Linked DNA regions of Homo sapiens: region 1 is linked to region 2. A link is a loop called in an ENCODE intact Hi-C map of the cell type or tissue named here. Cell type or tissue: chondrocyte. All regions are shown on one strand. Each heading gives the region's core, and the rest is flanking DNA. Links, peaks and the distances in the headings are about the cores only.

What was found. Peaks named below come from ENCODE experiments on the same cell type or tissue, not always from the same donor. Only the 100,000 strongest peaks of a DNase experiment are listed, where the experiment ranks them.
Region 1: a loop joins it to region 2, with 2.3 times the contacts of the local background. A loop is called at or near these places in 2 of 110 quality-filtered maps.

The regions. Positions count from the first base shown.
Region 1 is chr6:51,286,978-51,296,672 of GRCh38, forward strand. No RefSeq gene overlaps it. Among named protein-coding and RNA genes, the nearest start is that of TFAP2B, 470 kb to the left of the region's middle. In chondrocyte, for the core only: no CTCF peak of the experiment used is centred there; no DNase peak of the experiment used is centred there.
Region 2 is chr6:50,819,327-50,828,694 of GRCh38, forward strand. It overlaps TFAP2B (transcription factor AP-2 beta), which reads left to right. Exons shown (of 7, transcript NM_003221.4): 2 at 4,081-4,539; 3 at 9,293-9,353. Among named protein-coding and RNA genes, the nearest start is that of TFAP2B, 5.1 kb to the left of the region's middle. RefSeq lists enhancers at 4,346-4,873, 6,025-6,525, 6,526-7,026 and a silencer at 4,939-5,068. In chondrocyte, for the core only: no CTCF peak of the experiment used is centred there; a DNase peak (open chromatin) is centred at 4,405.

The DNA of each region.
Region 1 (9,695 bases), core at 815-8,814, 470 kb after region 2:
TGTCATATGGGAAAACATGGATGAACTGGAAAAAAATATAAAATTGATATAGAATATGAAATACTCTAAGAAGCAAGTACTTTGATAATATTATGTTATTGAAAGCATGTTTTGTTTTCTGTGTCATCAATATGCATGAGTTTGAGAAAGAAAAAAGAGAGGAAGGAAGGAGAAAGGGGAGAGAGGGAAGAAATTTGCTGCAGATAATAAACAAGTATGTTTCCAAAATGTCCTTAACCCACCAAACTACTTTCACATGCATAATATCCTTTCATTTTTAAAAACAACATATAAGTTGGCAAACATAGGTATTGTTATCCTTAGTAGCAGATAAAAAAGTTGGAAAGTCATGGATTTGGTAATTATATAGACCTTGCTTTAGTAATTGGGACTTTGGATAATTTACTTAAGCTTCTTAGATTTTACATTTTTCATTTGTGAATGTGGAATACAAATCCCTATGTATAGGATTTTAGTGAAAATAAAATGAGATAAAGAAAGCGAAGTGTCAGATAATATAGCAGGTGGTTAATAAATGCTGGTTCTCTTACTTATCCATTATCCCTCAGCTGGAATAGAACTGATTATACTTTAGGACACTTCTGCTTTTAAGCAGGCAAGTAGAGAGATGTTAAACTATGAATACTTCATTCACAGACTATAACATATTCAAGCAAGAAAAGTTATTTTCCAGCTCGTAATGAAGGCTTGCCATTTTGGTAAGAGTGAGTATACAGGAAGTGAATGCATTAACGTAGTTTTTATACAGCTTCACATACCTTCTTTGGTGGCTACTGATGATCTCTTTCTTTTCAACATTTAAGTTTTGGTTTTAATTCCTTCTGGAACTTCTTATTGGGCAGGGATGTGTTCATCAGAAGCTTCTTTAAGTGCTGAGCCTGAGAGCAGGTCACTTCCACTTGGTATCAGATCAGTTCATGTGAGCAATCGCTGCAAGCTGACACAGAAAGCAGTGTTAAGGAGACTCGCAAATACTTTATTTTAAAATTCTTTTTTATCATTTATCTTGAAAGATGAAAGAAGTTAAAAAGAAAAAAATAAGAAACTAAGAAAACAACCCAAACAAACACTGAGCAAGAAACACAATGTTTTTATTTTCCCAAGGGTTGTTTTCTACAGAGAGAAGTGCTTCATGAAACTGTAAGCACCTTTTGTGGTGTGGTTCAGATAAGCCTTGTATCTGAATTCACAGTTCCCAGTGCTCTTCCCAGAGTTGTCAGTGGTACATACCTGACTATTTGTGTGAGACTTATTGAAACATTCCAGGCCTGAGAAATGATGCACCACTGCCTGGGTCCTGAAAGTTGCGGACACTGTTCTCTGATGCTGCAGCTCTCACTGCCCTTTCAGACACGAGATCCCAAATATGTGTAACCATGACCTACCTATTTTACTTGCCAGTGCTTAATAGACTTGGGGAAAAATGATTTTTTTTTTAAAAAAGGAAACAGTAGCAACATAGAATTATCTAGAAACAAGTGATAAACAGAGGTAAAAATCTAGGAGTAAAGCTATGAAATTTTTGATGGCTATAAGAACAGCTGCAATTGAAAACTTTGTCTGCTCAAAATTTCACTGATGTGCTGCTAACAAACTGTTTTCCCCGCCAGTCTTGTGGCCTTGTCATGTGTAGCGGAGCCAAGCAATGGGTGGTGGTCAGATGTTTTAGCAGCATGCCGAATTAGGGGAGTTAGTAAACTCTAGTCACACACTAATTCAAGTTTTTAAAGAGCACATTTTTAACAACACTTAGTAGGTTATTACTAATTCACCTTTAACCATATATAAAAGTTAAAACCTGTGAAATTGAACTGTCAGCAAAAATTATTAAAGAATTCCAGTTTGTTTGTTTGTTTGTTTGTTTGAGATGGAGTCGTGCTCTGTCGCCCAGGCTGGAGTGCAGTGGCGCGATCTCGGCTCACTGCAACCTCTGCCTCCCAGGTTCAAGCAACTCTCCTGCCTCAGCCTCCCGAGAAGCTGGGACAGGAGAGTGCCACTACACCCGACTAATTTTTTGTATTTTTAGTAGAGACGGGGTTTCACCGTGTTAGCCAGGATGGTCTCGATCTCTTGATCCCATGATCCGTAAATAATTCCAGTTTTAAAGAATCAAATAATCTATCTGGAGAGCCTTAGCAATCCCCTACTGGGCCATGGATCACACTCAATAATGTTGACCATGACAATATTAAAATGGAATGTGTGTATTAGCATGGTTTGCATAACAAGATTGCTTAATGTGTCAATGTTTTATTTAAATACAGTGTGTGCATATTTCAAGACCACAGACCTCACCACAGCAATACTTCTACAGCAGGAAAGAGCAAGGGATACTGTGATTAACATACAGCTTATTTATACTTCTTTGGTGAAAGCTAATCATTTTTTAATTTAAGGTAGATATTCTCTATAAATTAACAATCCAGTTGGGGAAAAAAAAACATGAAAATCTTAAAAAATACCCTGCAATATACAGTGTCAAAATGATTAGTACAAATGGACATTAGTACACTATAGACATTTGTGAAGAAATGATATTATAGCTAGGTAAATTAATATCTTTGAAAAAAGGTACATAAGAAACAGTGCAGAAGGTTTAAGAAACATATTAAAAAGAGGAGAGGTTGGAAAATTAGGGCAGTGTAGGGTCAGAGGAAGGACAAAAGAGTGGAAAATGTTCCCACTGGATGCTTCTGAGAAGCTAAAAATAATGAGGAAAGCCCATTCTGAGATTAAGCGGCAAGGAGTGAGAACTGGGGGTGAGGAAAAGGGAGGGAAAAATCCAGATTGCTGGAGTTTAAGAACAGAAGAGATGGTCAGATTACTGCAGACGACAACATTCATTAGAGAAGTGCGGCACTCTAAGATGAGAAAAAGAATGACATATATTATTAAGTCTTTCTTGATGCTCCCCTCTCACATTGAACTCGACTTTCTGTAAATTATTTTCCTCTTAATGAAGCAGTGATTTATTATTTTAGAAAAGTATTTCCCAGCTTGCCTGATCAAAGATTCACTGGGCACTTAACAAAAATGTAAGTTCACAAGCTACACCTCAATGTATATTAGAAACTCCAGTGACGGGACCTGAAAATACATACTTTTTACAAAAGAAACCCAGGTCATTCTTATAAGAGGGCAAGTCTGGGAGACACTTGGTTAACACATGAAGTTTTAGGGGAGAAAGAATAATTTTTCCTCTACTCTTCTGTGTTCTTGGCTGGGATCCCTCTAACAACAACAACAAAAAGATGAAAAAGTGAAAGAAGTATATTAACATGTTACTTCATATATACATGAGAGAAAACTCAGAAAGAGTAATTATCAAAGATGAGACCTAGAACTTCAGCCTATGTAGCATCTCCAACTAAAACAAAGAAAGAAGAAGGCAGGGAGGTGACATGGAAAAGCAAGGTAAACAAGAGTAAGGCTTCTTATGCAGGCCTAAGTCCATGCCCTCTTCATTGATAAGAGCTTTGTGATTCAGTCATCTTTGTCTTTCTGTTACTTAGAAGGAGACACCCTTACAAATAGAAATGTTTGTTATGCGTGTAAATTTCCCTTACAGAACAGTAACTTCTACTCTGTTTTCAGTACTTCTCTTGTGTTTGCTATTTCTTAAAATAATCAGCTCAAAATAATTCTTATTCCAACAAGCCGTATTTTGGAGTGGCATATTCTGCTTTTCTACAAAGTTGTATCATAAAGTTGCTTTTTCTGCTAATTAATTTACATTTTGCTTAGCCAAGAATTATGTATTCCTTGTGCACATAGATTGTGCCTTATATTTCTTTTGTATTCCATAGAACAACAATGAAAATGTCATGTTGAAGTGGAAGTGAGGGGAAAAAAAACTATGTTAATTAGCTAAGTTTTATCTCTTAGAAGCCTATGTTATTAATCATACCAGCCCATGATGGAGATTTGTGAGCATTTCTATAGCATCGTTTCCTTATAAACTCAGTGTCATAAGGACTATGTTGCTTTCTGGTGGTTTGACATATTCTACGTGAAAAGCTTTATGTGAATTATGTGGAGGGATTCTAAAAATAAACTAGAAGAGGAGACCTCTCAAAGTCAGGAGCTGAAACAATTTTGCCAACAAATCAGTCCCTGAATGTTTTGGGGAGAAAAAAGGTTAAGTTTAGAAGTATGTTTTTTCATATTATTTAGGTACACTGTTTATATTGACCAAAATACATTAGGCAATTATTTAATTGTGCATAAACCTACTTCTGGTATTTTTGTCTATTTGTTCAGGTAAGGGACAGCATTATTATTATTAGCACCTCTTACCCTGGAGCAAATGTTCAATTCCCTGTGAATGCTCAGTTTTTATTCACTCAGCACGTGTTTTCTTAGCAACTATTATGTTCCAGGCATTTTTCTAAGCACTAGGGAATACAGCCAAGAATAAAATCGACAAAATACTTGCTCTTATAGAACTCACATTCTAGGAGGAAAGACAGATAGTATAATAAATGCATATCTAAGTTAGCATATGTCAGTGCACAGAAGAAACAAAATAGGTTAAGGGGGGTTGTTATAGATGAGGCAGTCAGAGAAGACTTCTGCAAGCAGACACCTGAGTGAGTGGAGTTGGGGAGCCCTGAGGAACCCTGGGTGAAGAACATCGGGCAGAATGAATAGAAGTACAAATGTCTTGGACTGAGAGTGTGCAAGGATTGGAGTGGAGTGAGCAATGTGGAGACAGGAGGGGGATGGTGCCAGGAAGGCAACACAGTGGGAAGGCAATATTAAAGATCTTAAAATAATAGATGATATTTATACAGCAATTGCTATATTCCAGGTACTGTCTGAAGAATCTTATAGATGTTAACTTATTTAATACTTGCAATAACTCTATGAGTGTGTGCTACTATTATTCCTATTTTTAAAAATGAGGTAATAGAGAGAAGTTCATTCACTTGTTTGAGGTTCTCCATAGATACATCCACACAGCCTATAAGTGTTCCAATTTGAACCCACTGCTGCATTCTTATGTATTCTGCTGGCCTTTGAATGAATTTTATTTGTTTTATCCTCCTTTCTACACCCTACATTTTGCTTATAGAAGGGAAATAGGTATAATGGACATAAAGGAATAAGACTGTAGGTATTGTTTACAGAATCTCCATCCCCCTTCTCAACCTTTACCCTTGCTGGGAAAGATTGGGAAGATCAAGGAAATTGGATTTTTGTGATGTGTCCCAAGATCAAGTTTCAGGCAGTAAAAATTATTTTTGTTGTTGTTGTTGTTCATTTTCCTTGTGAATCTCCCACTTATTTTCCATTTGATTGTTGATCTAGGGTCCATGACCTAGGTGCTCTATATACCAAATTTATGTATTGATTTAGCCTGAAAGACACATAGTTTCAGCACATCATTTGTAAGAGGGGGTTATTGTGGTCAAGCAGGCATGCGGGCTTCACCTACGGCCATTCCTTTGATCCCTTTGAGAATGATCCATGCTCCCTTGACAGTCTGGGCCTTTCAGTGGAGATGATAGCAGTTACAGATGCACGTACAGACAGCTGCAAGGACCCCATCTCTTATCCCATGAGGCTCCCACTGTTTATATTTTCAAGAAGAAAACAGAATGTGTTGTAGATATTTGTGTGTTTATATGTATTTCTTATTGATTCAAATATTATTTAGAGAGAATCTGGAGTGCTTCGTGCTGTCTCTGAAGGTAACCAGAATCTACTCATTGGAATGAAAATATGAGAATATTACTGAGGGCAGTGGATTAGAGAGCATGGGTTTGGAAGACAGAGGTGGTGACAAAGATCAAGCATTCTTCTATGACACATAAAACCAAGGAGGCAGAGGAAAGAATTTGAAAGTGAATCATCACAAAAAAATGTCTGAGAATAGAAGAAAGAATAAGAGAGGAACATTTCTCTGCTTCTTAGTATCATGTAGTGGAAAGAGAAGTGGAATGGGAATTGGGAGATTTGGCTTCTAGTTCCAGTATGTTTCTTGGCCACTGGATGACCTTAGACAAATCATGTAGGTGTGTGGGCTCAATATAGTTATGACCATAGGCAAATTACTTCACCTCTCTGTGCCTTAATTTTCTCATCTGTTAAAATGTCCACAATAATAGTATCAAACTCATGGAGTTGTTGCAAAATTAACCAGTGAATGCAAGTGAAGCCTTAATGTAGAGTCTGACGCATAGTAAACACTCAAAAATGTCAGTTGTTATTATTATTAATTTCTTAAAGCCTGATTTTCTCATATAAAGGGATGAACATCTAATTTTATAAATACACAGTCTTTGCATTATTTTCAAACTCTGAAGAACCTCTGCATTTGAAGAACTTGCTTTTCTTCCCTGCTCCCAGACGATGGTTAAGAAAAGTATGAGGACTCATTACCTGGAGCAAAAAGCCCCAGCTTCTTAGCCATGCATTTAAAAGCCTTTGGAATCCTGACCTACTTACACTTCTAGACCTTATTTCCAGTCACTTCTGTTCACACAGCCTACTCATAGGGAAGCTGGAGCCACCTCCCTTTCTTATGTGTGCCATGAGAGAGCCTAACACTTTCACTTGACTCTGACTACCCCCTGCCTTCACCTCAACTCAGTATCTCAAAATAGGTTTTAACCATCATTCAAGACTCAACTCCATATCAACTTTTTTTGGAAAACATTTATCACTCTCTTACATGCTCTTGTCCTTCTTAAAACTTTCCTAGTACTCATTTGTGTATCTTTTATAAAACTGATTGTTTTCTATTGTGTATTACAGTCAAGCTTACGTTATAACCTTCTGTGGTATATTAAAGATAACCACAAACTGTCAATATTGCCATTCAGTGGTGAGGTTTGTGTTCCTTCTCTATAAAACAGCATAGGCTCAGTGACTGCTTGACCCATAGAACATGTGGGAAATGATCCATAATCCCATGTTAGCTTTTAGATCCAGCCTTAAGAAACACGTGGTTTCCACTTCATGTCTCTTGAACACTTTCTCTAGGGAAAGGCAGACACCATGTGCAAAGTCTTATTCTGTGGCTACCATGCTGAAGGGGACTTATAGACAATCTGTTGACAGTCCTCACTGACTCCCTGACTTCCAGCCATCCCTATGTGGACATGCCAGCCAATTCACCAACTGAATACCATGCCAGCCCATCCACCTGCTGAATACCATGCCAGCCCAACTACCTGCTGAATACCATGCCAGCCCATCACCTGCTAAATACCATGCTAGCCCATCCACCTGCTGATTTTCACTTAATGTCTCTGTCAATACCATGCATAAATAGAATCATCTGGCTGAGACCTATCTGAATTAATGGCTAAGAAGATTTGAGTCATAAAAAAACAATTGCTGTTTTAAGCCAGTTGTATCTCCCAAAATTCATATGTTGTGTCTCCCAAAATTCATATATTGAAACTTAATTGCCAATGTGACAATGTTAAGAGGAGGGGCCTTTAAGAGATGATTAAGTCATGAGGGCAGAGGTCTCATGGATGGGATTAGGGTCCTTATAAAAGGGCTTAAGGGAGTGGGTTTACTCTCTTATTCTCCTCTTCTACTTGAATAAACATTATTTGTACCCCTACTTTTGCCCTTCCATTCCTTCTGCCATGTGAGGAGACATAGATGGTGTCATCTATGAGGAAGAGACCTTCACTAGCCACTGAACCTGTTGGTATCTTGATCTGGTACTTCCCAGCTTCCAGAATTGTGAGAAATAAATTTCTGTTTCTTTTTTAATCAATTATCTAGTCTCAGGTATTTTGTTATAGCAGCACAAATAGACTAAGACAAGGTGGTTTGTTATGCTGCCATAGATTTTTCTGGGTTCTGAATTCTTTAATATCAGAAACTCTATGGCATTCATCTTTATTTCTCGACAGCAGCCACCAGTAGGCCCAGGCATTTGCACAAGGGTGGGTTCTTTTCTAGAAGTGTCTCCAGACATTCAAATGTGTTTCTGAATCAGAGATTTTCATCCTTGACTGTACATTAGAAACAGGGAGATTGTTCAGTCCTGGCATATGACCCAATCACATGTGACATATGTTATAGTTACTCCTTTATAAAATAGAAGAACATGGTAAAATGAAAAAGCAAATACTTCTTTAATTTCTGTTTAAGAGATAGGCAAATGGATGAATTAAAACATTTCTATTTGATTTTATTAAGGTATGAGTGTTTCTTTTAAATTAGAAATTACTGAAAAATCTTGTTTTTCTCTGAGCTGTGGCTTTCCTCATTACAGGGGATAATGGGAACTGCATTTAAATCTAATAGATGTAAATTCATCATTGGTAGACATTTATGGACTACTGGTTATGCATTTTACCCGGTTCTGAGTGGAGATAGAGGCTAGAGAAAAATATATAAAATACTGATCCTGTCCTCAAGTTGTTTATGTCTTATCAATTATGTTGAGCAATACAAGGAAAGGAGATAACTAAAGGATGTAATGATCAAAGATATAAATAATAAACATAATTTGGCCAAGGAAAGGGGATGCCAGGCAAAAAGAAAAACACATGTGAAACCATAGAGACAAAATAAGGTTAGTCAGCAGAGACCAGCCTGGAGAGTGGACATGCTGGGGAGAAGAGAGGAATAAAGTCAAGCTGGTTGCATGGGAGAAAATTATGAAAGAGATTCCTTAAAATCCATCAAGTCTTTTCCAAAAGAACACAATTCTATTATATTATGATTTTGAGTGGCACACAAACCATTTGATCTCCAGATACTTGAGTAAAGGTAATATTTTGTAGAGGTAAACTAGCCATACCTTAGCATCATTTTTAAAGTTCCTCTGCTCAATCATTAACATAACCTTTTGCCCCAAGGAGGTGAGTCTCTCACACAGGTACCACCTCTGCCCATGACTGAGGAGGGGGAAAGATGCAAAATGCAATTGTCCCATTTGAGCAGTTGGATATCAGTTGTCAGTCCAGCCTCTGGAAAAATTTATGAATTTGGTGCAAGGAACTAGCTTTTCTAATGCTTTGGGACCCTGTACACCAGAATGATAACCTAGGAATACAGGAGGCAGTAGGGGAAAATTATTCTTACCCCTGTGAAAATCTCCCAGATGCTAAGGAGAAAATTGAGAAGTCTGTTCATCTTTAAATTCACATCTCCATTTTTCTATGGCTCTTTCTTTGACTAAATAGCAATTAGCGTACATACATCAATTGTTCAACCACTGTTAAAAATTCTAGCATAAATCAATGATCACATCTGTAAATATACTTACGTATACAGTACTTGGTTGTGTTTATGTGTGTTAATGACTTCATATTTGCTAAAGATAGAACAATGAGCAAAACAGACAGGGGTTCGTTCTGCCCTTCTGGTGCTTGAAGTCTATTGGGAAATAAGACATTTAGCAATGAGTTATTTAATTATAAATTTAATTAATGCATTAAAGAAGTATGGACTATTACTAAGATTTGCCAAAATGGAGAGAATATCCTGGCCACAACAACTCAGCAATCCTACTTCATATGGGAAGTCATTTATAATTATATATAAATGGGTATTTTGATTTCATACCTCAGTGTCAGGAACATGTTTATGAACTGGTCTCTGGAAGAAGGAACTGCTATAGGAAGCTGCAGATGCAATTGCAGGTAACAGAAATACATAAGGCCTCTGCCTTTAAGGCCACCTGGGAAGTGGCCATGCCA
Region 2 (9,368 bases), core at 1,369-9,368:
GGGGCTTTTCTCGTTTTAAGTGTGGAAGAGAATTGGGTTTTCAAGCCTCATTTGTAACAGACTCGGGCTTTTAATTTTTATTTTCAATAAAATTTCTGAAATTGATAACAAATGGTTCCAAGTAGAGGACAGAGAATTAGCGGGAAAGAAGTAGATGGCTGGAGATATGGATGGATAGAGCAAAATAGAAGTCGTAGCAGTTTATTAGTTTCTGTTTTCTTGTGTTTTGCTTCCTTGAGGGTCACTGCGTCCGAACAGAAATCGCAGCCGCCTCCTGTGTGGGCATCTTTCACGGAAATTTCTGCCCACGTTCAATGCGTACGGGTCTCTAGCACTGAGGCTAGCTCAACTCTTCGGGGCAGGAGAAGTTGCGCCCAGCCAGGAGGACGCCAGCCGCCTCCGGGGCCCGGACCGCGCTCGCCAAAGCCCTTTTCCGGCTCGGGCGAGGGCTGACGCGGCCAGACGGCTCCGCTACTCGCGGGCGAGGCGGACTAGGCGGACGAGGCGGCCGAGGCGGGCGAGGTGGGAGAGGCGGGCGAGGTGGGAGAGGCGGCCGAGGCGGGCGAGGCGCGGGGCGCGCGGCGGGCCAGGCTGGGGACCGGGAAGCCCGCGGAGCCTCGCTTTTAAGCGGAATGGTCTGGGACAGCCCCAGGTGGTTGCCAGGGGAAGGGAGGAAGGGAAGGTTCTGCTGAGACGTCGAGGTTGGAAATAAAAACTTCGGAAAGGCGAAGCGGATTTAGAAAAGGAGGGAAGTCGAGGCGGGCGAAGCGGGCCATGGAGATTGCTAAGAGGAAAAGTTGGAGAGAAAAGGAAGGAAGAGAAGCAGACTCCCGGGTGGCGGGCGCGGGCCGCTAGGTCAGACGAAAGGTGGAGGGATGCAGAGGCTCCCCAAAGAGCCGAGAAAGACACGCGACCCCTCCGGATCGGGACAGCTCCTGAAAGCCCGGCGCAGAGCCGCCTCGAAGATCCTAAGAGTGGGCGACTCACAGGCGCGGCCGGCAAGCTCCTGGGGGACTCGGGCTCGGACGAGCGCCCACAGGCAGCGCCTGGCGCCCACACCTCCTGCCCCCCCCCGAATCCTAATGTTGGGGTGTGTGTATGTGTGGAGGTATGTAGGAGAGAGGAGGAGGAGATAAGAGAGGAGAGGGAGAAAAGCAGGAGAGAGCGCGAGAGAGCAGAGAGGAGAGAGATTGGTCTTGTTGCTGAATGATGCTTGGGGTTTTCCTTTTCTCTTTGTGGTTGTGTATCGACTGTAACGAAGAGCCGCGCCTACGCGCCTGGTGGGGATTGTTTCGGTTCGGCCTCCTTTTCTTTCCTTAACAGGCGGGATAATGGTAAAGTCCAAGGCGCTAGAACTGTCCTAAAGAATATTAGCGCCCAAAGTGGGCATGACATTAGCAAGCACGGGGCCATGGTGAAAACAGCTCAAGCTATATGCATGCAGAGGCATTTCAGTGGGTTCTAAAAAGTAACCAGGGTAACATTCGTTCTTTACAGAAAGTAAAGTAGCTAAATGGAAAAGGAAGGAGGGAGAGAAGAAAGGAGGGAGGGAGAGAGGAAGAGGGAGGGGTGGAGTGGAAGGGAGGGAAGAGAGAAGAGAAAAGAGGGGAGGGAGAGAGAGAAAGAGAAATAAACAGGGAGAGAGAGGGAATATTACAGGTGGTCCTATCTGCCTAAATTTTCTGCTCAAAAAACAGAATCCGCAGCTCGGTGGAAGGAGCCTATTTAAGTCTGGACTAAGGTTGAACTTTAACAGAAATGGCAGTCAGGCCAGTTGAACGGGTTCCTGAAACATCCAAAAAGGTTTTCTGTTGCCCCTGGCTTTGCCTGGAAAGGATAAGTTTAGTGTATTTGAAGATTGATGGCGTATGTTTTAAATTGAGGTAAAAATCGCAAACTATGTGAGCACTAAACAGGAAAAGGCTGCACAGGAATGAAAAGCCTCCATCTCGCTTCTGTCCTTTAACAAATGAGCATAATCTTCCACATTTAGCAAAAGTCTGCAAAAGTCACTGTAAATAACCAGGCCCACCAATTTGCCTTTCTCTCGCCTCCAAATGATGAAGCAACCCTTTTTATTTTGTTTTTGTAATCCTCACACAAAGCACCCAAGGCGACCAAGTCCTCCGGATTAGGGAAGTCTCTCTCCAGGTAGGAGGACACCTCCATTCTATACAACCTCCCAGCACTGTTCTCCCTCACTGCCTTATCCAAAGGAGCAGGGGCTGCTTTACTCGTGTCCCCGGCACAGTTAATTGAAGTTCTGCCTCTTTCCTGCTAAACTTTTTCCCCAGTCTGCCTTTGCCAGCCCCCTCGTCTGATTACATCTAGTAATTCTCCACTGAATGAACGTCATTTACAATAGTAGGGGAGCTCTGCGCTCGCTGCTGCTTCACGCTCCATTTGTCCTCTATTCTCCCTTTAAAGTACTCGTGTAATATTAATAGTCATGAATATCAATTATTATGAGGCGGTGTAGGCAAGCGGAGGGAGGAAGGGGCGGCCGAGCAGTCTGAGCCCAGCTTCGGGTGAAAGAGGACTGCATCTGGAGCCCCGAAGAACGGCAGAAGAAAAGAGGCCAAAAAGACAGCAAAGAGACAGATGAATAGTTCTGTCTGTGTGTGACAGGCATCGCCAATCTTGTTGGGGTGGGGGGCGGGTGTAATTTTTTTTTTTTTTTTTTGATGGCTTGTCCTGGAAACACATCAAGCTCAGCTCCTGTGTCCAGCTCGCTTCTCTGCTGGACTCCTTGATTTTTTTTTTAATCATTGTTTGATTTTGAGCAGTAACCAGGCTTTTTTTTCCAGATGTTAGTCCACACCTATTCATCCATGGTGAGTTTGGATTCACGTGTTACCAGAATTGCATGCTCCCTCCTCTCACTGTCTCTCTGTCTCTGCGTCTCTGTGTGTGTGTGTGTCTCACACTCTCTGTCTCTCTCTGTCTTCCTTTGAGCGCCTTTGGCTTGGTAATTTAGCACCATAATTGGACGAGGCTGCAGCTGCTTCTCTCTGCATTGTGTGTTCTCCGTCTGAGCTCCATGAGTCAGCTGGGAGGGGAGAGGCCGAAAAGAAAAACTTTTTATTTGCCATTGCTGTTTGGAAATTTAGGTGACTATTTCTGCAAAAAGAACCATGGGGAGTTTACCATGATGTTTCCAGAGAAGAGAGGGAGAAACAAAGTCCACCTCCCTCATATACACACCTCCCCCTTCTTCTTTCACTTAGTTCACACTCCAGATAGGACCAGGAATAAGTTGTCTGGGCTTTTATTTCCCCCCACCCCAACTTTAGTTCCTTCATTTTCACATCCTGAGTATAACAGCATTAGATATAGAAAAACAGTCTTAGAAATAACTCCTATGAACCACAACTCAACTTAATTCATCATTGGCTTAGGATATGATTTCGAATGAGATCCATTTCAATGAAACACTATTTAAGTTATTTAATTTCTCCTGGAGAGGGAGGAGTGACTGGGAACTCAGACCAGGTGGATTCCTTGGAGCTCTTGGAATGATCAGGTTGTGTGGAAAGCTCCTCCTAATCAGCCAGCTGCATTTCCAGCGAAGGCAGAAGTTGGTTTTTAATCAGGGGGAGCAGCACAGCAAATACTATGAAGTTTTATTTGTTGTGATTTGTACCTCTGGAAGAGTTAGAAAAAAGTAGTTAAAAACACCCAGAGGAGCAAACACCATATGTAAGACTCCTACAATTTTAATTAAGGCATTTAGAATCTCCCTCCATACACACTGTTCCTGTACCCCTGCCTTTTGCCTGCTTTGCACTCCCCAAAAAGCGGCTAAAATGTTATAGTTAAGTGGGTGATTCCTTTCCCATTTTCTCCCCAAGCCTGGGGTTTGAAATTGCTGAAATCATGTGGCCCTCTGAGTCAACTTGGGGGTCTAAGTTTCAGATCCTTGCTTCCCTTGTCCCGGGAAGAGCGTACAAAAGCCGGGCTTCTCCATTTGTCACTTGTATTTTTTTTCTTCCTCTCTGTACTCTCTGTCTCTCTCTGCCTCTATCTCTCTTTCTCTGTCTCCTTCTCTGGCTCTCTTCCCCTTCCTCTCTCCGCTCCCAGGACCGGCACGATGGTGTCCCGAGCCACAGCTCGCGGCTCTCCCAGCTGGGCTCGGTGTCCCAAGGACCCTACTCGAGCGCCCCGCCGCTGTCCCACACCCCGTCGTCGGACTTCCAGCCGCCCTACTTCCCACCCCCCTACCAGCCGCTCCCCTACCACCAGAGCCAGGACCCCTACTCCCACGTCAACGACCCCTACTCCCTGAACCCACTGCACCAGCCCCAGCAACATCCCTGGGGGCAACGGCAGCGGCAAGAAGTGGGTTCGGAAGCCGGCTCTCTCCTGCCCCAGCCTCGGGCCGCCTTGCCCCAGCTCTCGGGCCTTGACCCCCGGAGGGACTACCACTCGGTCCGCCGGCCGGACGTGCTGCTGCATTCGGCGCACCACGGCCTGGACGCGGGCATGGGTGACAGCCTCTCGCTGCACGGCCTCGGCCATCCCGGAATGGAAGACGTCCAGGTAACCACAAACAAACAAACAAACAAACAAAAAAGACCACGAATAAGGAATGCTTCTGGAGGGGGGGAGGTCAGGAGAGGGCAGCTCTGTCTCTTTTTGGGGAGTTTGTTCCCATGTTTAGAACAGGACTAGACAGTCATATAGAACTGTTTATGTGTGTCTGTATGTATGGCTCTATAGTGGCGATTTCCAGAGGTCTAATTATGATCATCCAAACCACGAGAAATTAAATCTTGAAGAAGAAAAATATGTATTTGCTTTGATACCTTAAGATTATTAGAATAAAGGCGAATGCTTTTGTCCTGCCTCAGCTACCATCTCCTGCATATTCTCTAGTGCTTTGTGGAAGCCAGCTTGGTACCCCTTCTTTACCAACACACACACCCCATAGTGGGGCTGTCCTGCTGACTTGGCAGGTGAAGACCTGGCTGCCTAGAGGCTAGAGCTTCAGAATGAAGTTCCAGGGGCCTCTGTATGCTCCAGAGGTTGCTGCTGAATTTGCAAAGATTTTGCTAAGCATGACAATGAGCTCTGATCATCTAAGCCAGGTCTTGCTTTGAATGTCTCATAAGCCACAGAGCTTTTTTCCAAGAGATAGTTGCAGTCCTCATCTGAGAAATAGAATATATGTGAAGGAGAAACTCAGAACGCCATAATTCAGGAGTCCATGATGGTAGATACCATTTTGGAAATTCTTTTCACTTTTTGGTTCATTAAGTGACTGTAGTGTAATATTCTCCACCTCCCTCTCCTGGCCTCCGCCTATATTAACACTCTTCTCTCCCCACTGCCATCATCCCAGTTGAGAGGCATCACGTGTTTATTTCTTAAAACAAAAGGCTCAAAACACTCCCCCTACCCACCCACTATCCCATCTGCAGTCTACACAATGGAGCCTGATTTGGTTGAGAATACTTGGTTAAACTAAACAAAGAAACATCAAAGAAATGATTCCTAAAAACTGTTTGGGTGATTCTGAGCAGGTCTGCTTTTTCACCCTAAGTTAAATAGTTGGCAGAAAAGATAAATATAGTTTACAGGTATGTAATTGACACTTCAGTTTCATTGGCATAGTTGTATTTATTATGCATCCTTTGACATACCTCTGAAGCAAAGGAAAATAAAATGGGAAAGAGAAGAGGGTGCAAGAGTCATTCTTCTGTACCTTGCTGAAAAAAAATAGTTTTAAACAGTTAAAATGTGGTGACAGCATCAAATGCTGTCTGTGTGTGGTCTATGATTGTTTATTGTTTTAAAAGAAATTCAGTTATTTATTTTTTTAAAAAAGACGGAATTACCTGATTTGTGCCTGGATTTACTGATAGTAATAAGAGTGATGATGGTTTTGTTGATTTAACTGAGCTTGACTGTTCCTGGCTAGAGATATTGCTCATTTCTGAATATCATATGAAAAAGGAAGTATTTAATAGTTTTTTTTTTAATGCATTGGGGTAATATGTGTCTCGAGGGGAAAAGTTTTTAAATTAACCTTTCTGAGTATGGTTCAAAGTGCTGGATAATGAAAGTGGATCAACTCATCACCATTACTGTTGATGATGCTAATGCCGGCCCTGTTACCACCACCCTACAGGCCAAGTGACTCTAGCGAAGGAACTCAGAAATTTTTCCCCCAAAAGAAGGAGCAGTTTTCTTTAGTTAAATGTTTTTAAAGAAATAATTGAGAGAGGTCTTTTTGTGTTTGGTGAAATTCAAAGTCTGAGAGAAAAACAGGGCCAGATCAGTGCACATTTGGGAGAATAGTCTTGTCAAAGCGTCGGAAAGGATTTAGTGTTTATGTGAACGGAGCACCTCGGGGCCAAGTTGTTGCTGTCGGGAATACAGACCACAGAGGTAGAGAGCTGAAAGGAGAAAAGCAGCAGGCAGCACACCGGAGCCACTTGCAGGCTCTCCACTCACCCAACCCCCACCCTGTTCCTCCCCTGCTTTATCTCATTTCGTCACCTGCCGGGAGGCCCACGGGACCTTCTTGGGACGACCCCTATAGTGCAAGGGACACACCCTGCTCCTGTCCCTAGAGGGAAACAGCAAAGACAGGGACGGTCTCTGCCTCCGCGGTGATGACAGACCTCCCAAGGCCAGGGTGAAGTTGACTGATGCAGGGCAGGTGACAAAGACCAGGGGTTATGTTTCCAGGACCACAGCCTCGAATCCGAAGGCTTCCAATCATCTGCTCAACACAGAAGGATCCACTTCCGAGTTAGGAAGCTGGGGTGCGGGGGCTAAAGTTACACAAGCAGGTTGGGATTTCAACGCTCTCCCTACAGCTATCGAATGGGTGGCCTGCACTGGTCCAGTCTTTAAAAGGGCCTGCACTGGTCCAGTCTTTAAAAGGACCAGAGAGTGCCTAGGCCTGGACCTTAAAGTCACTTGTTCCGATCTCAAGGACCTCGTGTGTGTTCCAGATCCCCTTGAGCCAGGGAGCTGGCAGACACTGAGGGTGCTGCCCTGCCTATGGGTCGAGGGTTTTGTTGTGTGACCCAGATGCACCACACTCAGGGCCACAGCCCCCACCATGAGAGAAGAGAAAGAGGAGAGCTAATTCACCAAATGCTTCTAATATTTTTTTAAATGAAACTATAAAACCCTGTCAATTTCTATTTCAATTTACTCACAGGGGCTATTAAACTAGCAAATCGCTGTTTGGGTTCTGGGTATGCTACATTTCACCCATTGTGCATGAGCGCGCGCGCGCGCGCGCGCGTGTGTGTGTGTGTCTAGTTGGGGAGGGGGCTACAAGTGTTAAAAACTCAGGAAAACACCTACAGAGAGAGAGACAGAGGGAGTGAAAGGACACCTAGTTTGGGATTTGTTTAGTTGTCATGTACACCTCTTTTCTTCTTCCCACCTTTGCTCTCTTACCTCCCATCACCTCTACCACCCATGAATATAAACATATAAGGATGTTAAGCCAACTCCCCCCAAACACATACACACACTCAAACACACCCGAGTGTCTTAAAGCAACCCCTGGTATCACTTTTAACTAAAGAAGTCTAGTAATTACGAGTCTGAGTTGTTTTTCTGCGCTTCCGCATGCAGTCCTAATTAAATCTTTACGATCCTCCCTGTGACGATTAAGCGCCAGCATGCTGCGTGAATATCCTGTACAAAAACCCAGCAGGCGGCCGTAATTAGATAGAAAATCAGACAAGAGCCTTCTCATTAACTACCACAACTACCCCACGTCGCTGATGAGGCGTTTATACATATTTACGTACAAGAGTGAGGGTAAGGTGTGAGGGCTCCCGGGTCCAGGCCAGTGTAAGTCAGGGTCTGGCTGCCCAAGGCACAGGAGAATATTTCTGTCCTGCCTGGACACATTGTCACTGTATACACATGATCATAGAAAGGTGTGAATCGTGTGTGTTTGTGTGTGGCAGGGTCCCCTGAGGAGTTATGAACAAGTTACATGAAATATTTTTAAAACACCTTTTTACTATTTCCTAAGATGTGCATGGCATGTTGCAGCAAGGATAACAATTCCTATGGAGAATAACAATTTTGCTCACTTTTCTGAGAACAAAAGAGTGACTATTAAAAATGAAAAGAAACAAATTAACATGCCCCCTGTACGATTAGATCATCTCATTTCTAAAGTTTTGCTTGTTTGGGGTAGACAGTCTTTTTCTTGTGATGAACTCACACTGTGAGGATGCAGCATGAGTCGGTGTGAGTGCTGTGAAAACAGCTCCTCACTCTCAAGCCCTTTGCTTTTTACTTCTCTATAAAGTGGGTAACAATTTGGTCCCAACTTAGGTTTTGAAGGGTCAAGAAAGTAGTTGTAGATTTTAGAAAGACCTAGCATTTATTTTCTTGGTAGGGAGAGAAAGGGAATCTACTGCTTTTGGACGCCCTGGGATGCACAGCCAGAACTGTTCATGTGTATTCTGACAGTAAGAAACTTGCTCCAACAGCTATTTCCTCTCAGAAGTGCTACCAGTGCTCAGAGTTGAAACTTTCCTTCTCTGGAATGAAACTGTGGCACAGAAGATGAACATTCCTTGCGATTACCTAGGTGCTGACTGGGAGGATCTAGACCTTTGTGTGTGTCTGCTTGTCTGTAGTTACTGCCTTCCTAACAGGTGTGCTCCTTGCTGGGAAGCAGCATCAGCAGGACTGGGAGGGAGGGTAAATTGTGAAGGTTCCTCCAAGAGACTGTCATTGTGCAGCAAGAAGCTCATAGTTTACAGGAACGTGTATGGGCTGTAATGGGTGTGCAGTCCTAGAGGCTTGCAAACATGTTCCTATGTGTTGCTGTTTGCATTCCATTCCAAATTGCTCAGACTTTAATTAAAATCCCATAATGTAAACTATTATGTATTTGTAAAATGGCTCTGGGGTTAAGATGCACTGGGATAGAATGGAAAACACAAATTGCTCTTACTAATATTGGTGAAAATCTGTCAGCTGTTGCCAAATTTTTACAATTCATAAGAGCAAATAATATAAAGGTTTATCTGTCTAATATCTATGTTTTATATAATAACTAAACCAATGTTGCATCCCAGATGTCTCTCAAAGTTTTCTTTCTCCACTTCTTCCATTGGAAAAATTTATAATTTGAGTAAATTTCATTTCTATGTCTATTTGGAGGTAATAATAATAATAAAACAGCCCTTTGTGAATTAATATAAATGGAAATAACAGAAACTCCAGTTTGGAATAACATGATTTATGTGTGCAATTCTTTAATATCCTGTCAATTTGAATAGTGATGTTTTTATATTCACAGTCAGTTGAAGATGCCAATAACAGCGGCATGAATCTATTGGACCAGTCTGTCATTAAAAAAGGTATGGATAATTCCC